Regions from separate parts of the Mus musculus genome. Here region 1 is linked to region 2. The links are chromatin loops, found by intact Hi-C in ENCODE. Cell type or tissue: left cerebral cortex. All regions are shown on one strand. Each heading gives the region's core, and the rest is flanking DNA. Links, peaks and the distances in the headings are about the cores only. Region 1 has its middle 43 kb from the start of Gm34185. Region 2 has its middle 38 kb from the start of Pnpt1.

Region 1 (10,598 bases), core at 1,492-9,491, 280 kb before region 2:
AAGCAGATGCTTGAAAAAACTATATGTCCTGTCCAGATCCTCCCAAACTGAGAGCTTCTCATTCTCTCTCTCTCTCTCTCTCTCTCTCTCTCTCTCTCTCTCTCTCTCTCTCTCTCTCTCTCTCTTTCTCTCTCTTTCTCTTTCTCTCCCTCTTTCTATCCCACTGAATGCAATTGAGCTGGTAAACTATATGTATTGAGAGCTTCAGGTATAGGCAAGACCCCCTGTGGAGGCAGAACTTTACTGGTAGGGTTAGTGAGTTCCTGAATAGTCCCTGGTAACCTGGATCCAAGTGGATTAATTTAGAACCCAACTTCCAATAAATTACCTATGGAATACTTCCTAGCAAACATTGTTTAAAAATATATATATACAAATAACTCTTCCCTGTTTCAAAAAAGATTACCTTTCAAACAAAAGAATGCATCTGGAATAAGATTAATTTAAATTTAAGTCAGAACTCTGCCATGAATAAATTCCTATAGGTCTGTTCTACCTCTGTAAGATGTACATGAACTATGCCTAGATGAGAATCCATGAAATGGATCTGTATGAAAATTAAATGAGGAAAAGGTACCTGGGATTCTGGGTGTTGGTCAGTCCTCATTAAAGCAATGAAGCTTCAATTCCCTCCTATCTTTCCTCTCTTTCCAGGCTTCACAGAAAGTGGGGTGTGGTCACTTAGTGAGAGAACATGAAGAGATTGTGATGATATTAAACATTTCCGCTGGGCCTACTACAGCCAGGCCTTATTCTAAGTGCTTTAACCCATGTAGTTGTTCTTTAAAACCCTGTATCTTCTCTATAAGCTCTGGCTTTATAGGTAAGAAGCTAAATTCTTGTAGGGTCCCTCTGCTAATAAGTAATAGACACAGTTGTTATTAGATCCTGGATTACCTAACCCTTGATCACAAAATGTCAGGCTAGAAAAGACAGGGGGATTGCCTTAGTGATAGTCCTTTGGTTTGCATACTGTTTTTAAAATCAGGCAAATGACTGGGAGAGAGTTCAGTCAGTCGAGTACTTGTCTTGAGAGCATATGGATATGAGCATGGTTCCCACAATCCACTTAAGTATGTAGGGTAGTAGTGTGTGCTTCTAACCTCAGCAATAAGGGGGCAGATCCAGGCAGATGCATGGGATCAAATGGCCTAGCATACTGGGTAAGTCCTAGTCGTGTGAGAAACCATGTTTCACAAAAGATAGATGGCACCCAGGGAACAATGTGGCTAACCCCTGGCCTCCAAAGAAATGCATAAACATGAACATATGCATACAGGGAGATCAGAGGAGAGGTTGCATATATTTGTGACACACAAAACAGTTCTAACAGGAGGCAGCTAATGGTAGTTAGCATACGCTCTAGACTAAGATCGCTAGGTCAACAAAATCTGCCATACTCAGTCAGGTTTAGTAGGATCTGCTTCACTTGTAATCTGAATTCTCACTTGAGTTTACGTTCTAGAAAGACAATGCAATAAACACTGTCTTAGCCAAGAAGAAGAAGCAAGAACTATGTTCGTTACTGTGCACTCAGTGGTTGACCTATTTAAATAGCATTGAGAACCAAAGGAATGTAGGAAAGAAGTCTGCATGAAATGTAATCAACAGTCGCCTTCAGCTCCCAACCAGCAAAGAAGATACTTGAGAGAAGTCTTCTAGCTAGATGTGCAAGTCATAAACTCACATATCCTAGCACCTAAGTACGAATCCTACATAGAAGTTTTCATGTAGGCAACAGGGTAAAGACTCAGTTGCTTCCATTGTTACTTGTATCCTTTTAACATTTGAATAAAGAGTCTGAATTCTCACATATTTCTTAACTTGAGCAACAACATCCCAACAATTTGTTTTCCTCCTTTATCTATTTAGGTCATGCTGATAGGTATGACTGTAAGGAGTACCCATGTATATAGTGAAATCTTCCTAGAAAACAGTGGCATTTTAAAGGCCTGAAGCCTATAAAAAAGGAAAGCCCTGGTTTACAAGTAAGGAACCATGTCGTGCCCAGCATGACTCCAGAGATGGACCTGACTAAGGTGGTGAAGGCATGAAAACAAGACAGACACAGGGACAAACCTGGGATCAGGCTGTCTAGGCTCTCAGTTGGAGGAGGCACAGCAGCTCAGAATCTCAGCATGTTTATTACATAGTGGATCAGGGAAGCAGGGTTATGGCATACAGATAAACAGGGAGACAGGGTTGATGGGGCACAGCTGGATCAAGGAGACACATTTAGCTAATCTAGTTATAAGCAGTCTCTGCTGGGGAACAGTCCTCAACCCATAAAAAACTGGGGCGGAAGGGGGGTGGCCTGTGGTAGAAATTTTCTGCACACAATGTTAACACTTGCACGTAGCTCCCCATTGAAGACTTTGCCATTTACCTCTGAACCTCACCCCAGGATTTTGCTATTTCTCCATGGGACCATGAGGCTCTAGAACCTTTAATGTGGTCTGGCTCAGGTCAATGCACACATTACTCAGGATTTCACTTGTTCAGGCTTTCTCTACTCCCTACAGAAACAGATTAAAGAATTTACCTAAAACCTCAGAGCACAGAAACTATCATGTGCCATGTTCTGTACTCAGGTCCATGTTCTGCTGGAGTCTTCACACTGCCTCCCTCAGATCTTCTCTACATGAGCTATTCAAGAAAGCCACCATGTTGTCACCATAGGCACAAAAATATCATATACTCTCTATATAGAGGTTTACCTAGCAGACATATCTTTAACCAGGGGAAATTTTGCATCATTCCTTAGCAACCCTCTCTTTGTAGAGTATATTTCTTGTTTCACCTTCATGGTTTCATTTCAATCAGTTTTATTAACTGAGACCAGAAAAAAAAATCACCAGTTTTTTTCTTTTTATCATTTTGTTTTGTTATGAACATGGAGTGGTGTTGATTATGTCTACAAATCTCTAAGTGAAATTTTACAAACCGTTTTCTTCTCTAGTCTCTTGAGTCGCAATCTCTCACAAGTACACAAACCATCCCAACCACTCTTCAGCTCTTTGTGGAATATGCTGAATGATTCTGAAAGACTTGGTCATTCCCCAAACACCACCCCAAAAACAAATCACTGGACTCCAGGATCCTCTTCTTGCAAAGTTGAACGGAGTTCAAATGTTCTATCTGACCTAGGTCCAATGACAATGAGGCTGTGTATAGAAGATGATGTGTATGAATTCTTGAAACTACCATGGCAAAGCGTGGTGAGGGAATTCTGTCTGGGTCTTCCAAAAACTCACTGCAATCTGGGATAACATGGGGATTTTTTTCACAGCAGCTATAGCCTAACCACAATGTGCACATGTCTGCTCATGTAACTAAAAGTTAACTTAATTTTAGTAATGTACAGCTCAAGTTGTCTCACATCCAAAACAATGAGTGTGGCCTACTTGGTGTTTCCCTACTTTATACATTTAAGCAGACAAAAGAAACTGAGAAAATAAACCAAAGAAAATAATTGTTGCCTGATCAAAATGATTAAAACATTTTTAATGGAACATTCCACGATGTGGACAGAGAATATAGAAAAGATATTTTCACCAAGATGAATTTGTTTTCTAAGAAATGGCCCCTGATCTGCAGTTTCCGCAAGGACCATTCATCTGTTTACCACATGCTGCAGCAAAGGACACACTTCACTTAGCTCCAGGATTTGCCTCAGACCCAGCTTATTCCCTGGTTGTTCTGCTAGGCTTCAAAATGGCCCCTACCTCAACAATTCTTGAAGACATTCCATGCGAAGTATCATTGGTGTGCTGTGAGCATGTAATGAACCCTGTGAACCATCTAAAAGAAAACAATATTTTTCAAACTACAACTATTTTGAAGAGTGTTCCCCAACTCCAAATGTTGTATTGCTGGTACCTAGAATAAATTCACAGCACACAGCAGATATTTAATAAATTCAGTACTTTTGTGAAAACATTTAAAAAGTCTCACAATGCCCTGTTAGTCTCCTAATAGCCATGCAATCTTCAAAGGTTTCATTGTATGTTATCCTCAATGGGTCTTTAGTTCACTAATTATAGAGGTATACATAGCCAAAAGGAAACAAAGTCCCAGAGACCAAAAGCCATCCCACCCTATCAATCAGCCCCCATCTACAGTTCTGGAGCTAAAAGGAAAACTAATTGCTTTTGAGTTACTTGTTTTATTTATGTGAAAACTGAAGCCCATGTTCTCAGGTTGCATAACTTAGCTTTCACTTAGCACTGTCTGAGTTCCACTTGTTATTTCCCATCCCTGTTTCTTCAGTAGGGAGCCTCTACTCTCTGGAGACTGACTACTTGATAGACTTGAGGATTTCTTCTTTAATCCCCACAGCACCACTGCGATGGTGGTGATAGGAGCCACAGTTTGAATTTCTCTTACCTACCAAGAGCCAGAGGTTTCCATAACTAAGAAGTGTGTACCAATGGGTAGACACAGCCTTCTATTGAGAGGATGGTCTTTACAATTCACCTGAGAATGTGAAATGTCTTGTTTTTAATTTCATGACTAGCTTCAATGGGAAAATACCATGGTTTCCCAAAACTATTGCGACAAAGAAGCAAATCCTTCCATTTGGCCACAAGGGGGCAGCTGGGACATTTCTCCCTAAATCTTTGAGTTCTAAACCACTGAAAAAATGGGCTTTGTGGCCTGAGCTCACTATGCAATCTAACAGTACCTTTCAAACAAGTTCTCAACATGTCACAGCATTTTCTCATGGTGTTTCTTGGAGTGTGTATTGTTTTGTTTTAAAACAAATTATTTTCCGATTTCTTTCCAGATCTAGAGAACGCTCTGGTTTAGAACTTTGAGCCAAGATTACCATCTACAAAGATCTTAGGAGACCAATAAATTGTTAGGCTAATTTGGAAAGCTACAGAAAATGTTTTATTTTAATTATGTTTGACCCCAGATAAAAATAAACAGTAATGATCATCTAATTCTGCTGCACTTAATAAAGCCTGCTCTAAGTGCTTCAGGACTTGCCAAATATTTGCCTCATCACCTAGATGCCTTTCGTCATTCCCATTTTCATGATATCCCAAAAACTTTCAAGTCAAAATTTATTGTGAAATTTTATCCCTGAGCTAAATAGTGGGAGGTCCTCAAACACACACACACAAACAAACAAACAAAACAAGCAAAGATTTGTGACAGCTTAATTCCACATCTTTATAGCTCTGCAAAAAACAAATTCACCTCATCATTTAGATACATAAATAGTTGGAAGTTAATTTGAAAAACAAATGCTAGATCTCATATATACGTGAGTCCTGGAGGGTGGGGTGTATATTCACATGACAGTTACAGGCACTTTAACGATATGGATTTTGTCACTATTTAAAATAGATACTTAAATGTGCTCCAAGGTTTTGTGAGTCCTTTCTCTAACCATCTTCATTAGAACTGTAACTCAGCCCAAACTCACACTCACACAGGCATACTCACCCTGCTCTAAGTCCTTGAATAACTTCTGATGTGCCATATATATGTGGCTTCGGTTACCCTCTCACTAACTCCCTTTCCTCAGCTACAAGATGCCTATGAGCAAAGCAGAACTTTGCCCTTTTCATTCAGTGCTATATTTTTAGTTTACAGTCATGCCTGGCATGCTATGGAAATACAGGTCTTTAGAAAAATGGTGTAATTACCAAAGGAGAAAGTTTCCTATTATACATTTGAAAATGGCTAATTTCAGACATTTTTTTTTATAATAGCCAGAAACTGGAAAGAACCCAGATGTCCCTCAACAGAGAAATGGATACAGAAAATGTGGTATATTTACACAATGGAGTACTACTCAGCAAGTAAAAACAATGAATTCATGAAATTCTTAGGCAAATGGATGGATCTGGAGGATATCATCCTGAGTGAGGTAACTCATTCACAAAAGAACACACATGATATGCACTCACTGATAAGCAGATATTAGCCCAGAAACTTAGAATACCCAAGATACAATTTGCAAAATACATGAGACTCAAGAAGAAGGAAGACCAAAGTGTGGATACTTTGTTCCTTCTTAGAAAGGGGAGCAAAATGCCCATGGAAAGAATTGCAGAGACAAAGTTCAGAGCTGAGACAGAAGGAGGAACCATCCAGAGATTGCCCCACCTGGGGATCCATCCCATATACAACCACCAAACCCAGACACTATTGCATATGCCAGCAAGATTTTGCTGACACGACCCTGATATAGCTCTCTCTTGTGAGGCTGTGCCAGTGCCTAGCAAATACAGAAGTGGATGCTCACAGTCATCTATTGGATGGAACACAGGGCCCCCAATGAAGGAGCTAGAGAAAGTGCCCAAGGAGCTAAAGGGGTCTGCAACCCTATAGGAGGAACAACAATATGAATTAACCAGTAACCCCCAGAGCTGTGTCTCTAGTTGCATATGTAGCAGAGGATGGCCTAGTTGGCCATCAATGGAAGGAAAGGCCCTTGGTCTTGCGAAGATCATACGCCCCAGTACAGGGGAATTCCAGGGCCAGGAAGTAGAAGTGGGTGGGTTGGAGAGCAGGGCAAGGGGAGTGTTTAGGGGCTTTGGGGGTAGCATTTGAAATGTAAATGAAGAAAATATCTAATAAAAATGAAAATGGCTAATTTATCTTAAATTTTCAGAAACTCATTACAATACATAGTAATCTTCTGGGTTAATATCAAAGTATATTAAAGCATTCTTGGGTTCGTGGTCATCGCTTAGAACATCTTCTGGAATGCCCAGTCACAGCTGGGCCCTATTTCCCAGGTCATCAAAGATGAGCCATGTTATTAGCAAAGGTGTTTCTCCTGAGTTGGCATACTATTACACTGGCAAAGGAGTAAATTACTGCAAATGTCATTGACCTGGAAGTAAGAGCCCATAGTTCTACTTTTGCCTTTGCCACCGGCCACCCAGGAGTTTGATTATCCATTTAAATTCTTAATGTTTCAATGTACTATTCCAAAGAACAAAAACAAAAAACAAACAACAGAAAGAAAACTGTAGAAGATTAACCTTGCCAATGCAAAAGACTTTTGGAGTCTCACTAAATACAGAAGTGTTTAGAAAGTTCAAAGCATTTTTCAAAGGAGGTATTTCAAAAAATCAATGCTTCCGGTTCTCTGTTAAATACACCTTTACTTTTTATGATGACCACAGACCTTTCTTTTCTTTAAGTCAGTGTCTCACTATGAACCTCTAGTTGTAACTTACTATCTAGGCTACAATAGTCTCCTAGAGCCATCCACCTGCCTCCATCTTCTAAATGGTTATCTATTTTTGATGGCTTAATGGACAGTCCTAGGCTTGATACATTTCTGTTAATCAAGAGATCTACCCCTCTTGAGTCAAGGTAACCCAACCCCCAGACTTTCCCTTTGCCCACGGCTTATTTGATTGACATTGAAAGTTTGTATTGGTCCCATCTCTCTAAGCAAACCTTATCTGGAAACCAACATTACATAAGAAGGAGGGATGTGCATCAAGCCAAAGTACCCAGCAGCCTTGCAAGTGTGTTTAGCTCTGGTAAATGAGTTTCTGCGGCTCATACTTGATAGACAGATATATTCTTTACTCTACATGATAGGATCACAAATCTCCCCCCTGCAAGCATTTCACAGTAGGTACTTAAAGAATGAACATTAAGGGGCTTTCTGCCACTGTCTCCCTTCTACACTCAGATACATCCTTCACACACTCACTTCTCACCTCCTGATGACTTTCTCATGTACTCATTCATTCAGATTATCAAGCCTGTCTGACTGAACTTCCTTGATACACCCAAGGGATACTGCACCCTTACTGTAGTCTGCCCTCTTGTGGTACATCTACAGAGATTCTGTACCTTGAGGGACTGACCGCCTTGTTTTGTTCTATTTCACCTCATGGCTTGTACAGATCACAAGACCTTCACTGTGGCTAACCCAAAACATGTAAAGTCATGCCTAAATTGACAAAGCCCCGAGCATGCACAGACAATATAAGCAGTCTTTAACTTCAAAAATAAATGGCATGCTTCAATTTTTTCTTTGAAGCATGCATTCTCTAGCACTTAGTATACATTTCTCTATGGGAATAGCACACCCATTACAAAAGTTATTCCTTCAGAAATATGTGAAGAGCATCTTCCAATTTTGTGCTGTCAGGTAGCTCAGTAGAAACAGAGGTGAGACAGTCAACCTCTTTCCTCCTGCACAACATAGGGGATAGTGGTGGAAGCAAATAGTACTGGAGCAGTGTCGTGCGTGAGTGTGTGTGTGTGAGAGAGAGAGAGAGAGAGAGAGAGAGAGAGAGACAGAGACAGAGACAGAGACAGAGACAGAGAGACAGAGAGAGAGACAGAGAGACAGAGAGACAGAGAGACAGAGAGAGACAGAGACAGAGGGGGCGGCAATCAGACCAGACCATACAGAGCACACTGACAGCAAAGAAGCCGGGGGTGGGCCTTCTGCCTAGGTGAAACCAAGAGCTTCCACAAAGAAATAATCAATCCTGCTGAGGCTGAAGAATGAGGAAGCAGACTGCAGGCAGCAGGCAGATGAGGGGGAGAAGGGTGTTCCTGGTATGTGGTTGTCAGATTGCCAAGCCAACACCCAAGCACCAATTTAACCCCTGTTTAGCTCTGCAAGTGGAGAGCACTATATCCAAAGCAGAAATAGAATAGAATTTTGTTAGCCAGCTGAAGCAAGCTGGTGCTGGGGCATCAGTCTAAGACCCTCAGAAAGGCATACATGGTCCTGGGCTGATTCATCAACCACCCACCATTATCTACCACAACTATCCTAAGGCAAAGAAGGAAAGCCATACCTTTTTTGGGACTGGGTGGGCTGTTCTTGTGCTTTCATTTTCTTGTAAAGTTTCAATGTGAATTTGAGGTCACGAGTCAGGCTTATTAGACACTGTACCTACAAGACAGGTCCACACCCTGAGGAGCTTAAAAGTGAGCTATGTAGGCAAGGATTATGCATATAAAATAACTAAGAGCATAAAAACATAGCTGCCAAAACAATGACACATGCTGTAAGCACTATACCCCAAGCCTTCATTACTTTCTCTTGAACATGCTCAGTTTAGTTCAACAAGTGTTTTACATTAAATGACCACTGCAGGTCTGTTGACAAGTTAAGATAGAATTCAGCAATGCAAAAGACAGTGTCCACAAAATTTTGCAAATGTAAATAAGTGTTCCTCCCAGAGATGTCAGATTAAGTCAACTCTGGAAAGACTCTAGGGAGTCTAATTAATAGGAATTCTTTTTTACTCAATATGGGGAAATACATCAACACTGAATAGGTCTGAGAAAGAATTTCCTACCAATCAGAGCTGTCCCAGCTACAAGGAACCTCCTTGGGAGATAGAAAGTTTCCAGTCAAGCTAGAAAATTATTTGGCAGTAATCTTATAGGGGTGATGCAAAAATCAATGACCAGTGGGCTCCCCACCTGTGATTGCAAGAACCTCTGAAGCCCTCTGGCCATAGCCTAATCAACATATCTGGGTAAGCACCCTATAGCAGCAGCAATGGTTATGGTCATTAATTAGAATTACCAGAGACCAAAGTAAATGGTGTCAAGAAACTAGAGGTTGGTAAAATATGACTTCCACCAAGAGCCTGAACAGACAGAATGAAGTTAGAATTTCTACAGTGTCTCAGAATGTAGGAACTCAGTATTCAAAGGGGTTTGTGGTCATTAGACAAAGACCTAGCAAAACCTGACACTTGTTGAAGAAGAGATCAGAATTCTAGAGGACATTGTAAAGCTCTAAGACCTCTGGAAAGCACAATTCAAGGGCCATTATGGCTGATAGATGACTCTAAAAAGCTTACAGGCAAAGATGTTGCCAAAGATTTGCTCAAGAAGACTTCCTCCAAAAGCCAACTAGTGGTATATGGATGAGCCAGTCACATAGGCCTTCTGAGTATGATACACAGCCTCAAAGATGGACTGGAAAAGAGGAATACTGTCTGAGGGCCCATCTCAAGAAAGAAGTTGTTTGAAAACCTGGCATGGCTCAGGATATCAAAACAAATGGCAATGGATATAATTCAATGATGCTGAAACAAAGTCAGTGCACTAGTATCTGTTTTAACTCTTGAAGTAAGAAAATAAGTCATGTTTAAATCTCTACCCAACCAATTCTGAGATCAGACTTTGAATTCATTCATTCATTTATTTATTTATTTATTTATTTGTTTATTTGTTTATTTATTATTAGATATTTTCTTCATTTACATTTCAAATGCTATCCCAAAAGTTCCCTATACCCTCCCTCCGCCCTGCTCTCCTACCCACCCACACTTGGCCCTGGCATTCCCCTGTACTGGGGCATATAAAGTTTGCAATACCAAGGGGCCTCTCTTCCCAGTGATGGCCAACTAGGCCATCTTCTGCTACATATGCAGCTAGAGATACGAGCTATGGGGGTACTGGTTAGTTCATATTGTCGTTCCACCTATAGGGTTGCAGATCCCTTCAGCTCCTTGGGTGCTTTCTCTAGCTCCTCCATTGGGGGCCCATTCTTATGAGCTTCAGAAAGCAATGCAACTGGATTAGCATCTTTCCACAAGGACTCTTTTGCACTGAGCTCTCCAGTACCAGTATGCAAATGA
Region 2 (10,598 bases), core at 1,226-9,225:
TCTTCATTCTCATCAATTCCTATTATCCGTAGGTTTGGTCTTCTCATTGTGTCCTGGATTTCCTGGATGTTTTGAGTTAGGATCCTTTTGCATTTTGTATTTTCTTTGACTGTTGTGTCGATGTTCTCTATGGAATCTTATGCACCTGAGATTCTCTCTTCCATTTCTTGTATTCTGTTGCTGATGCTCGAATCTATGGTTCCAGATCTCTTTCCTAGGGTTTCTATCTCCAGCGTTGCCTCGTTTTGGGTTTTCTTTATTGTGTCTACTTCCCCTTTTAGTTCTAGTATGGTTTTATTCATTTCCATCACCTGTTTGGATGTGTTTTCCTGTTTTTCTTTAAGGACTTCTACCTGTTTGGCTGTGTTTTCCTGCTTTTCTTTAAGGGCCTGTAACTCTTTAGCAGTGCTCTCCTGTAATTCTTTAAGTGACTTATGAAAGTCCTTCTTGATGTCCTCTATCATCATCCTGAGAAATGTTTTTAAATCTGGGTCTAGATTTTCGGTTGTGTTGGGGTGCCCAGGACTAGGTGGGGTGGGAGTGCTGCGTTCTGACGATGGTTAGTGGTCTTGATTTCTGTTAGTAGGATTCTTACGTTTGCCTTTCGCCATCTGGTAATCTCTGAAGCTAGCTGTTATAGTTGTCACTGTTAAGAGCTTACTCTTCAGGTGACTCTGTTAGCCTCTATAAGCAGACCTGGGAGGGTAGCTCTCTCCTTAGTTTCAGTGGGCAGAGTATTCTCTGCAGGCAAGCTCTCTTCTTGCAGGGAGGGTACCCAGATATCTGGTGTTCGAACCAGACTCCTGTCAGAAGTTTTGTTCCACTCACTAGTGGTCTTAGGATCCCGTGTGGAATCCTGTGTGGGCCCTTGCGGGTGTCAGGCGACTCCGCTGGCAAGGTACCCTGGGGCTCAAGTGGAGCAGAAGGGGCTTGTGCCCCAGGTCGCCTGCTTCCCTATTTCCCGAGGTCTCAGGTTCCACGCGATTGGATTGGGGCAGGCACTGTGTTCCACTCACCAGAGGTCTTAGGATCCCGTGGGGAATCCTGTGTGGGCCCGTGCGGGTGTCGGGGGAGTCCCTCCTGTATTTTTTTTTAATGAGTTATTAATGGCCTTCTTAAAACATCTACCAGCATCATGAGATATGATTTTAAATTTGAATCTTGCTTTTTGGGTTTGTTGGGGTATCCTGGACTCGCTGTGGTGGGAGTATTGGGTTCTGTTGATGTGGAGAGGTCTAGGTTTCTGTTAGTAAGGTTCTTACATTTGCCTTTTACCATCTGATAATCTCTGGTGTTTGATGTTCTAGCTGTCTCTGGCTGGAGCTTGTTCCTCCTGTGATTTTGTTAGCCTCTGTCAGAACTCCTGGGAGTCCAACTCTCTCCTGAGTCCCAGTGGTCAGAGCACTTTCTGGGGGTAAGCTCTCCTCTTGCAGGGAAGGTGCACAGAGGTCTGGCCTTCAGATCTACCTCCTGGCTGAGGATGAAGGCCCAAAGTAACCCTGTCCAAGAAGCTCTGTTGCTTTTGTGGGCCAAGTGCTCTCCTGCATGGTCTGGTCTCTGAGAGACACGGGATACAAGATGGCTCTCTCACCTGAGTCCTGGGGTCAGAGCCTTCTCTAGAGGCCGACTCTCCTCAGTGATCCTAAGATCCTGGGTGTGCTTGGGCACCTGCGGCGTGGAGAGTCCTCTGGGGACCATGGGACTGTCTGCTGAGTTTGTGACCAAGGTAGCCTGGGGCTGGTGCAGACTGGAATGAATCCCAGCTGCTGGTTGGGAGGGTTTGCTGTGTCCCTGTTCCTGCTGTCACAGGCCCCTGCAGGTTGTTTTGGAACAGATGTTGTGTTCCACTTACCAGTGATCCCAAGATCCTGAGTGTGCTAGGGTGCCTGTGGCATGGAAAGTCCTCTAGGGACTGTGGGACTGTCTGCCAAGTTTGAGCCCAAGGTAGCCTGGGGCTGGTGCCAACCTCAGGCAAAATATATCTTTAAAAAGAAAAATGTGATAAAAAAAAATGCCTTTTATGAAAAAAGAAAGAAAACTAGAACCCACCCAGAAACAGACTATGGAGCTACACCAAACAGAAGAAGATAGTTCATATGGCAAGTGCTTTCCTCTTGTTTGCCTATAACTGTAACGGGCAGATCCTGTGACCTCATTCCTACAATTTACTCTCTGCTCCTTTCTCTCACATCAGCTCTAAGATGGATGTTATAACACCCAGTTTACAAATGAAACCTAAAAAGTACTCCTACCCCCGGAGCTCATGTCTCTAGCTGCCTATGTATCAGAAGATGGCCTAGTCGGCCATCAGTGGAAAGAGAGGCCCATTGGTCTTGCAAACTTTATATGCCCCAGTACAGGGGAATGCCAGGGCCAAGAAGTGGGAGTGGGTGGGTAGGGGAGTGGCAGAGGAGGGCATGGGAGACTTTTGCGATAGCATTTGAAATGTAAATGAAGAAAATACCTAATAAAAAAAAAGATGTCAAGGAGTTGATTGTGAGAGCCAACAGGTCGGAGAGCTGAGGTGAAAGCTAAAGGCAGCTTGTAGGGGACTGTCACTCTAGAAATATCATGGGGATTGTTTATGTTAAAATTTTTCAATGAAAATTGGAAAATCTAAGAAATGTATTAAAGTCTTGGGTATGTACTATCATTTTTCTAAGCACTCAATAATGTAATGCCTATGCTTAAATCTTTTATTAAAACTATATTTTAGTAAACTTCAACTTTGCTTCAAAGAAGAAAAACAATTTGGAAAAATGATTGTGTCTGCATTGTTACTGCAAATGGGATAATAGTGTGCTGGTATTGCACAAAGTACAATATTTTTAGGCATGCATATGGTGCTGGGAGTTGGACTGTGTCTGTTAGCAATCTTGTGTGATTTGAAGGATGGTGGGGTATAGAGTGGTGACCGGCTTCAAACTTAGCAGAGGATGATGGTCTTGATGACCTTGAGCACCCAATCCTATTGTCTTTGTATCCTAAGCACTGAGACTACAAGCTCCATCCCATGCTTGGCTCAGATTTCTCTTGCTGAGAACTTTAAAAGAAAAGCAGTGTGGTTATATTATTCCCAGTTTACAAATTAGAAAACTGAATTTTGTTGGGCCAGTGAGTTGGTTCAGTGGGTAAAGTTGACTATTGTTAAGCCTGACAGCATGAGTTCAATCCACATGGTGGGAAGAAAAGATCCAGTTCCCACAACTTGTCTTCTGGAGTCCACACTCACACTGTATCTGTCTTAGTTAGAGTTTAATTGGTGTGAAGAGACGCCACGACCAAGGCAACAGTTATAAAAGAAAACATTTAATTGGGACTGACTTACAAGTTTTAGAAGTTTGGTTCATTGCTGTCATAATAGGAAGCAAGGCAGCATGCAGGCAGACATGGTGCTAGAGGAGCCCAGAGTTCTACATCTTGATCTGAAGGCAGCCTGGAGGAGACTTTCTTCTGTAGGCATCCAGGAGGACAGTCTGCATCATACTGGCCAGTCTTGAGCATATATATTTTCATAGCCCTCAAAGCCCTGCCTCCACAATGACACACTTCCTCTAACAAGGCTACACAACCTTCCATAAGACCGCACCTCTTAATAGTGCTACTTCCTATGTGCCAAGCATATTCAAACCACCACAGTGGCATACACCCACACTCAAACAAAATAAATAAATGTCTTTTCTTTATTTTTTTTTTAGAAGAAAATTGAGCTACAGCAAGGAAGAGTAACTTGCCCAACACCACACAAGTCTGTTACTTGAAGCAGGTTAGCTGGCTGGAACCAGATTCTGACTCCTGCCCATCCGGCTGTACTTCACAACTATACTCTTTGACTGTCCTGGTATCTGCTGCCTGTAAACTAATTCCAAAGTTTCCTTTGGGTTGACATCTTTTCTATGACTTATGAGAGATAAGTCTCTTTTGGAATCTTATGGCAAGTAGAAGAGGTTGTGCATAGAGATACCAAAACACAGACAGACCAAAAAACTTCTACTGTTACTGTAGTTCACAATGAATTATTACATATTTTATGGAACTCATGAAGAGTATGACAAAAGCATCTAAATATAAAGAAATGAAAAGAATGAAATGCTAATTACACAGATTTAGCTAGTACATGCTGCATTTATATCATATTATCATACTGTGTCTCATTAATAAATATAAGTAGTTAATGTTAACCAAAAACATGAAACCATTTAAATATTTTTATTACATACATTTTATGTTTTTCTCCATGAAGTACCCTATCCCTGACTAGCATTTGTATAAGTATATGAAACTTAGCCTGGAGAAAAGTCTGCTTTTGACCAATAAATTTGTTATTAAATGATAAGGAATGAGGGCTAGAAAGATGGGTCAGTGGTTTAGGGCATTTATTCCCTTTGTAGAGGACCTGACTTCAATTCCCAGCATCTACATGTTGGCTTTTAACCATCTCTGACTCCAATTCCTAGGGATGCACTGCCCTCTTCTGCCATCCATAGACATCAGGCATGTATGTGACACACATAAATTCATTCAGACAAAACAGTCATGCATATAAAATAAAATAATTAAACCTTTAGCAATTTTAGTGATAAACAAATGGGGGCTCTCAAGAACTAAGAACATGTTCTGCTCTTGGGAAGGACTCACATTTGGCTCCTCACAACTGCCAGTTCTCTCCAGCCCCAGGGAAAAGAAGTCCTCCTTACACTCCTCAAGCACTTTCACTCACTAGTGCATTTACACGCGCGCACACACACACACACACACACACACACACACACAATTTTATTTTTTAATTCTTAATAATAAATAAAGCCTTGATTCTGAATATCTTTTGAAAGCCACATGACTAGCTTGGTGATTCCCCAGTTGAAGTATAGCCAGAAACAGTCAGCAAAATTGTTAACATATGGACTTGTAGACCCTGTTCCCAGAACTTCTACTTCATCAGGCCAGGGACCAAACCCACACACATCTGACAAATTCCCAGGAGCCCTGATGTTGCTGGTAAAGTACCATGTTTTGGTAGTTTTTAACATGCTCTGACACAAGTCAGAAGCGTAGGCATCTAAAGCCACTGCTCTTAAATTGAGAGGCCCCCTCATCCTACACCCCCACTCCACCCATAACCTGATCCTAGAATAGGTAAATGACAGACAGAAAACATATACCTCAATTTGCAATAATCAGGACTGGAGTTATTTACTCAAAGACAAAACAACTGATTGGAGAGTAGTGGAAGTTTAAATGTGTCTCTTTCTCTGTGAAGTTGCTGATTACTTTTTAAATTTTTTACATTTGCTTATTATGTATGCAGGCATGCATGTAGATGTCAGAGGACACCTTGTGAAAGTAGGTTCTCTTTTTCAACACTGTGGATTCCAGATACTGAATGCAGGCTAGCAGGATTAGCAGTTAGCACCCTTATGAGATACCTCACCGGCCCTTAATTACTACTAACCTGAAAGGAAACCAGACTGTAACTGTTTGGATCACATTGGTGCCAAATTATCTAATTAAATTCACCTATCAGTATAAAGAATAAAAAATGCATTTGAGTTACAAAGTCCAAAGGCCTGCAGGGGTGAATTAAACAAGGCCCATGCACCCTCTAGTGGGGATTGAGCACTTCATTGTTCAAAGGCTACAAAATGCAAAACATCTCGCATTCAACATGAGATTGTTAAATAATTCTTTAATTTTTTTATTGGTTCTTTGTGAATTTCACATCATGCACTCCAGTCCCACCCATCTCCCTTTTCTCTCAGCCCACCCTGCTTGCACCCTTGCAACCACCCCTCCAAAAGACAAAAATATCTTGGGGAAGCTGTAGTGTGTCAGTGTGTCCTACAGTATTCGCTTTTGTCCACAATTCTCTACTTGCAAATGGTCATTGCGATGACTCATTGGTCTGATTCTAGGACTCTTGACTTCTACTACACTATCAATACTAGAATCTCATTGATACTCTTCCCAGATATTCTGTTGTTGCCCTGCGTCATGGAAATCCTGTAGTTTTGGATCTGTAGGATAATTCATGCACTCTAGCAGTGTATTGATGTTGAGGTGAGCCAATTCAAAGTCCTGGATCAGGTCTTCACATTCTCTGGCCAGTTCACCAGCAACCCCCACAGCCAAGGCCAGCTCTATTCTGCTTCCAAAGGGAGGTGCAGGGCTCTTTCTTCTAAGTGTTGGACTAGGGACAGGGACAGTCCTCTCACTATCATGATCCCAGGACCAGTTCTCCCACCTTTTGGAGATGGCAATGGGTGAGGATGGTGAAGGGCATTTTTTCCATTTTCTGTAGTGCCACATGGCAGAGAAGTTTGAGGATCAATTCTCTCACACTCACACTCTTGGGGTCAAATTAACCTTGTCCACACTATTCTGTATTCCATGTGAGGTGCAAGACCTTCTCTCCAGAGTACTGCACAAGGTGATAGGCAGGACCAGCTCTCCTGCTTTCACAGCCCTGTGGCCAGCTCTTTCACCCACCACAGGTTACAAGGGCAAACGGGAGAGGAGAAGAGTGTCTCTCCCTCATCCAGGCCACCACACACCAGACAAGGAAGAGGGCTGGTTCTCACACTCATAATTACAACTCGACCACAACTTCTACAATGTGCAGGCCCACTCTACAGAGTACTGCAGCTGGCTAGGGGCAGGATCAACTCTCCCAATCTCGTACCCCCAGGGCCAGCTCTCCCAGGATGCCCAGGTGAGGGATGGGGCCAGGGGCCAGTACTACACAGCCCGTAGACATCAATATGTTCCCTGGCAGCAACCCAGACCAGGGGCATCAGCTTGAACTTTGGTAGTAACAGACCCCTACTGCTGCAGGGCCATGGACCCAGATGTGTACAACTGTGGCAGCACAGGCCAGGACCCCACCATGGTCCAGGTGCCATCAACAGGTACTCAAATTAAGCTGTTCCTCACTACCATTAAGTCTCCAGTTCTGCCTCTCTTCATTGTGTCCACATCCTTCTGCTTCTCTTTCTCTTTCATCTCTCCACCACTTACTTCCTCCTCTTAGTGGTGAATTGAAGGTAATGAAAAACAGGCAGATATGAGAAAGCCATGGTGAGCTCCTGGCTTGGCCATGGCGAGCTGCTGCCAAGTGCCATGTCTGGGTCTCTGGTCCCGCTACAGCTGGGTTATGTGTCCATGTCTGTGGCCTGAGTTACCACTAAAGGCCAAGTGGATATCCGTGGTCTGGGCTGTCACCAGAGACCATGTGGATATCTGAGGGTCATGCTGCCCTGGAATAACATGCTGATCTAAATTGCCTGTGCTGCCACCTGAGGCCATGGGGACATCTAGGCCCATGCTCTGTTGGCAGGTTTGAGTGGGGCTAGGAGGACATTTCTGGCATTCTGGTCTTATGGCATCCACAGTCTGTGTTGATGTCCCAGGCCAGTGTAACCATGAAAGGCCATGCAGATGTCCCTGATTTGAACCTGAAGTGCCACACCCACCCCAGTGATGTCTTTGTGACAGGCCTAAAGACTTGGGCACAGTTCCAAGGCAAAGAGTTTCACAGAAACTCAGTCTCCTGGAAAACTTGACACGAATGTTCCAAACATGTTCCTGTGCTAGTCGGTGGATGGATCTGTGTGCTTTGTTTCAGTGTTGTTTTATTATAGGTGCCTCCAAAAAAATGATTTTACTAATACCTAAAGAAGTTTGAACTCTACTGTCTGGCCTTCACCAATATTCTAGGCAATCCTTGAGCTGACCGTGGGCTTGGAATTTTGTAAGAATGTTATTTATCCAGATGAAATTCCCCAGTATTGACAGTTAATAATCAGACATCTCAGTTTGCCAGATAGGAGCTAGTATTCTCAGGGCTAGTTCAAAATAGTAAACTTAGAATTCTCATTACAGTCAGGTATAGCAGACTATATTGCATATTAGAAGAAAGTTGGTGAGTTCTTCTGACAAATGGAGATTCCCTACAGACACTAAAAAGAGCACCAAGTTACTCCCAAATGCAAGAACTTACCATGGCCTAGGAAGAAGGAGGGTTGTGGTTTAAGGAGGAACTACAGTATTGCATTGTTCATGAAAAGGTCTGCAAGAGCAGAACCCCCTGGTGCAAGCTTTCACAGGGCTCAGAGGAATAGCATAAATTGTGACTAGGGTGTGACATCCTCACCTGGCCCTTGTCTATTGCTGACTCTAGATAGGGCTGATCTTATCTCTGTTGTAAACTTTGCCTGGTTCCTGTCAGTCTTTTGAATGCATTTTTCTGTTTTGTGTCAGATAACTTCAATGTACCTTGGCTGAAGTGTTACCTAACTTCTTTGTTTTCTTCTGTTATATATAAGTCTGATGCTCACTTTGAAAGATTACATTCAGATACAGCACTCTCTCTGGTGTCCATATTTGTTTGTCACTTTTTGCCGACTCCCTGCCCACCTGTACCGGGACCCTGATTCTCATGTGGATTGAGGGGCTGGCTGAAGCCAGTCCACAGCACTGAAGCACTTTGGAGAGCTGGTCCTATCCCTTGCCTGTGTAGGATAGTAAAGCTCACTCCCCCCACCCCTGCCCACAATGGCAGGGTTATGGGTAAGCCAGCCCCAAGGCCATGAGCATGGGAAAGCTGTCCCCATCCCTCATCTGCAGTCTACCATTAGGTGGCTTGGCAATGAAAAGATGCATACCTCCCATCCCCTCATCCCTCCCACCCATACCCACCCCTGCCACATAAGGCAGGTGGGAGAGCTGGCCCTGAGGTCATGAGAGTGGGAGAGCTGGATATGCACCTCACCTGGGAAGCACAGAAGGACACTCACTGGCTGTGGGGTTGCAGGTAAACTGATCCTAAGGGTATAAGAACAGGAGAGATAGCCCCAGTCCTTGGTGACTTTGGAATTGGGTGAGCTAGTCAAGGCAGTACTGAAGAGCTTGCCCAGGTGGTGTGGGTTCAAGAGAGCTGGCAGGCTGAGCAACTCAGCTATCTCCAAGGCCCAGATCTAGGGCTTTGAGTTGGCCCATTCCAACATCTTCCCCATTCAAGCCTCTGAACTGCACAAACTTCAATTCAAAATGAATCAAAGATATTAATACCAAGCCTGGAACTGAAATTGCCAGAAGAGATCATAGACAAATATGTAGTCCTCCATGTATACAGGCTTTAAAATATAGACCCAGGAAAGGGCTTCCTGAAAAGGGCTCTGACAGGACAATAACTGGCAAAGGAAATCACAAGAAAGTAAAAGACTATACTCAAAAGAAATGATGGATAGCATAAGACACTGATTACTGAACAGGAAAAAGCCTAGAAACTGAACATTACATAGGCAGCTAATATCTAAAACATATAAAAATTACAAAAATAAATAAATATCAAAAAAATCAGTCATTCAATGAAATGAACTAATAAACTGAATAGAAAGCCTAGAAATTAGAAGCACGAATGGCCAATAAATGATTTTGAAAAGTGTTCAACATGCTTATATATCATGGAGATTCAAATGAAAACTACTTTGAGAAACCACATGGAAATTTCATATTATTCAGCAAGAAAGTAAGTGACTCCTGAGGGCATAGAGAAAGAGGAATCCTATTTGCTGTTGGGGGAGGGGGGACATAAACTGGTACAGCCTTGGAGGTCAGTGTGGGGCTTCCACAAGAAACTAAAAGAAGAAATGCTACATACGTCCAGAGCCCATAAGAGTTAGCGAGCACTCAAGGGTACATACCCCAACTAGTCTAAGTCAGTATATCACAGAGATATGTTTTTATTGCTGCACTACTCTCAATCTCCAAGGCATGGAAGAAGCACATGAAAACAACATTCATTGCAGTTCTAATGCCCTCTTCTGGTCTCCATGCATGCATGTGTGCACAGACATGCATGCAGGCAAGACACTCATACATATAAAACAGTTCTTTAAATACAATAAGTGAAAAGAAGAAAGTGTGTTACTTGTATTAATTATTCTCTGATTTCTGACTGTACAAACATCTCTTGACTATCCCATCATGATGGACTGTATCTTGTAAATATAAACCAAAATACACCCTGTCTCCCTTAAGTCGCTTTTGTCAGACTACTTCAATCACAGAAACAGAAAAACATGACAAAGCAGTGTGGAAATTTTGATAGTGTTTGAAATTTGTCTCTTATTTATTAAGTAATTTATTTAGAGATGGTCCCATCTATCGCAGGCTGGCCTTGAACTCACTAGATAGACAAAGATGACCCTGAAATGTTTTTATCTTAAACACTGGGTTTACTACCGTACCTGATTTATGCATTGATGGGAACAGAACACAGGGCTTTGTGTATACTAGATAAGCACTCTACCAACTCTACCCTTATTTTGTTTTTGTTTGTTTCTTTGCATTTTGTTTTGTTGAGATGTGATGTGTCTCAGCTATATAACCTACACTAACCTGGATCCACTGATCCACTTCCCAAATTCTGAGAAAAAAAAAAGGTGTGTCCACCTCAGCCTCCTGTTTAAAATCTTTAATTTCCTATTTACAAAGGCACTATTGGCCACTGATGAGGCCAACTGTCTCAATTGAAGCAGGCATACTGGTACTACAAGTCTCAAGTAGCCCCTGGGAATCAGATGGCTGCAGAAGGATTG

The links. Hi-C counts contacts between places; a loop is a spot of excess contacts. Peaks named below come from ENCODE experiments on the same cell type or tissue, not always from the same donor. Only the 100,000 strongest peaks of a DNase experiment are listed, where the experiment ranks them.
Region 1: a loop joins it to region 2, with 6 times the contacts of the local background. A loop is called at or near these places in 5 of 42 quality-filtered maps.

Annotation. Positions count from the first base shown.
Region 1 is chr11:28,804,259-28,814,856 of GRCm38, forward strand. No RefSeq gene overlaps it. Among named protein-coding and RNA genes, the nearest start is that of Gm34185, 43 kb to the right of the region's middle. In left cerebral cortex, for the core only: CTCF peaks have their summits at 4,585 (motif pointing right) and 7,814 (motif pointing left); DNase peaks (open chromatin) are centred at 4,613 and 7,787.
Region 2 is chr11:29,086,998-29,097,595 of GRCm38, forward strand. No RefSeq gene overlaps it. Among named protein-coding and RNA genes, the nearest start is that of Pnpt1, 38 kb to the right of the region's middle. In left cerebral cortex, for the core only: a CTCF peak has its summit at 5,607; a DNase peak (open chromatin) is centred at 5,582.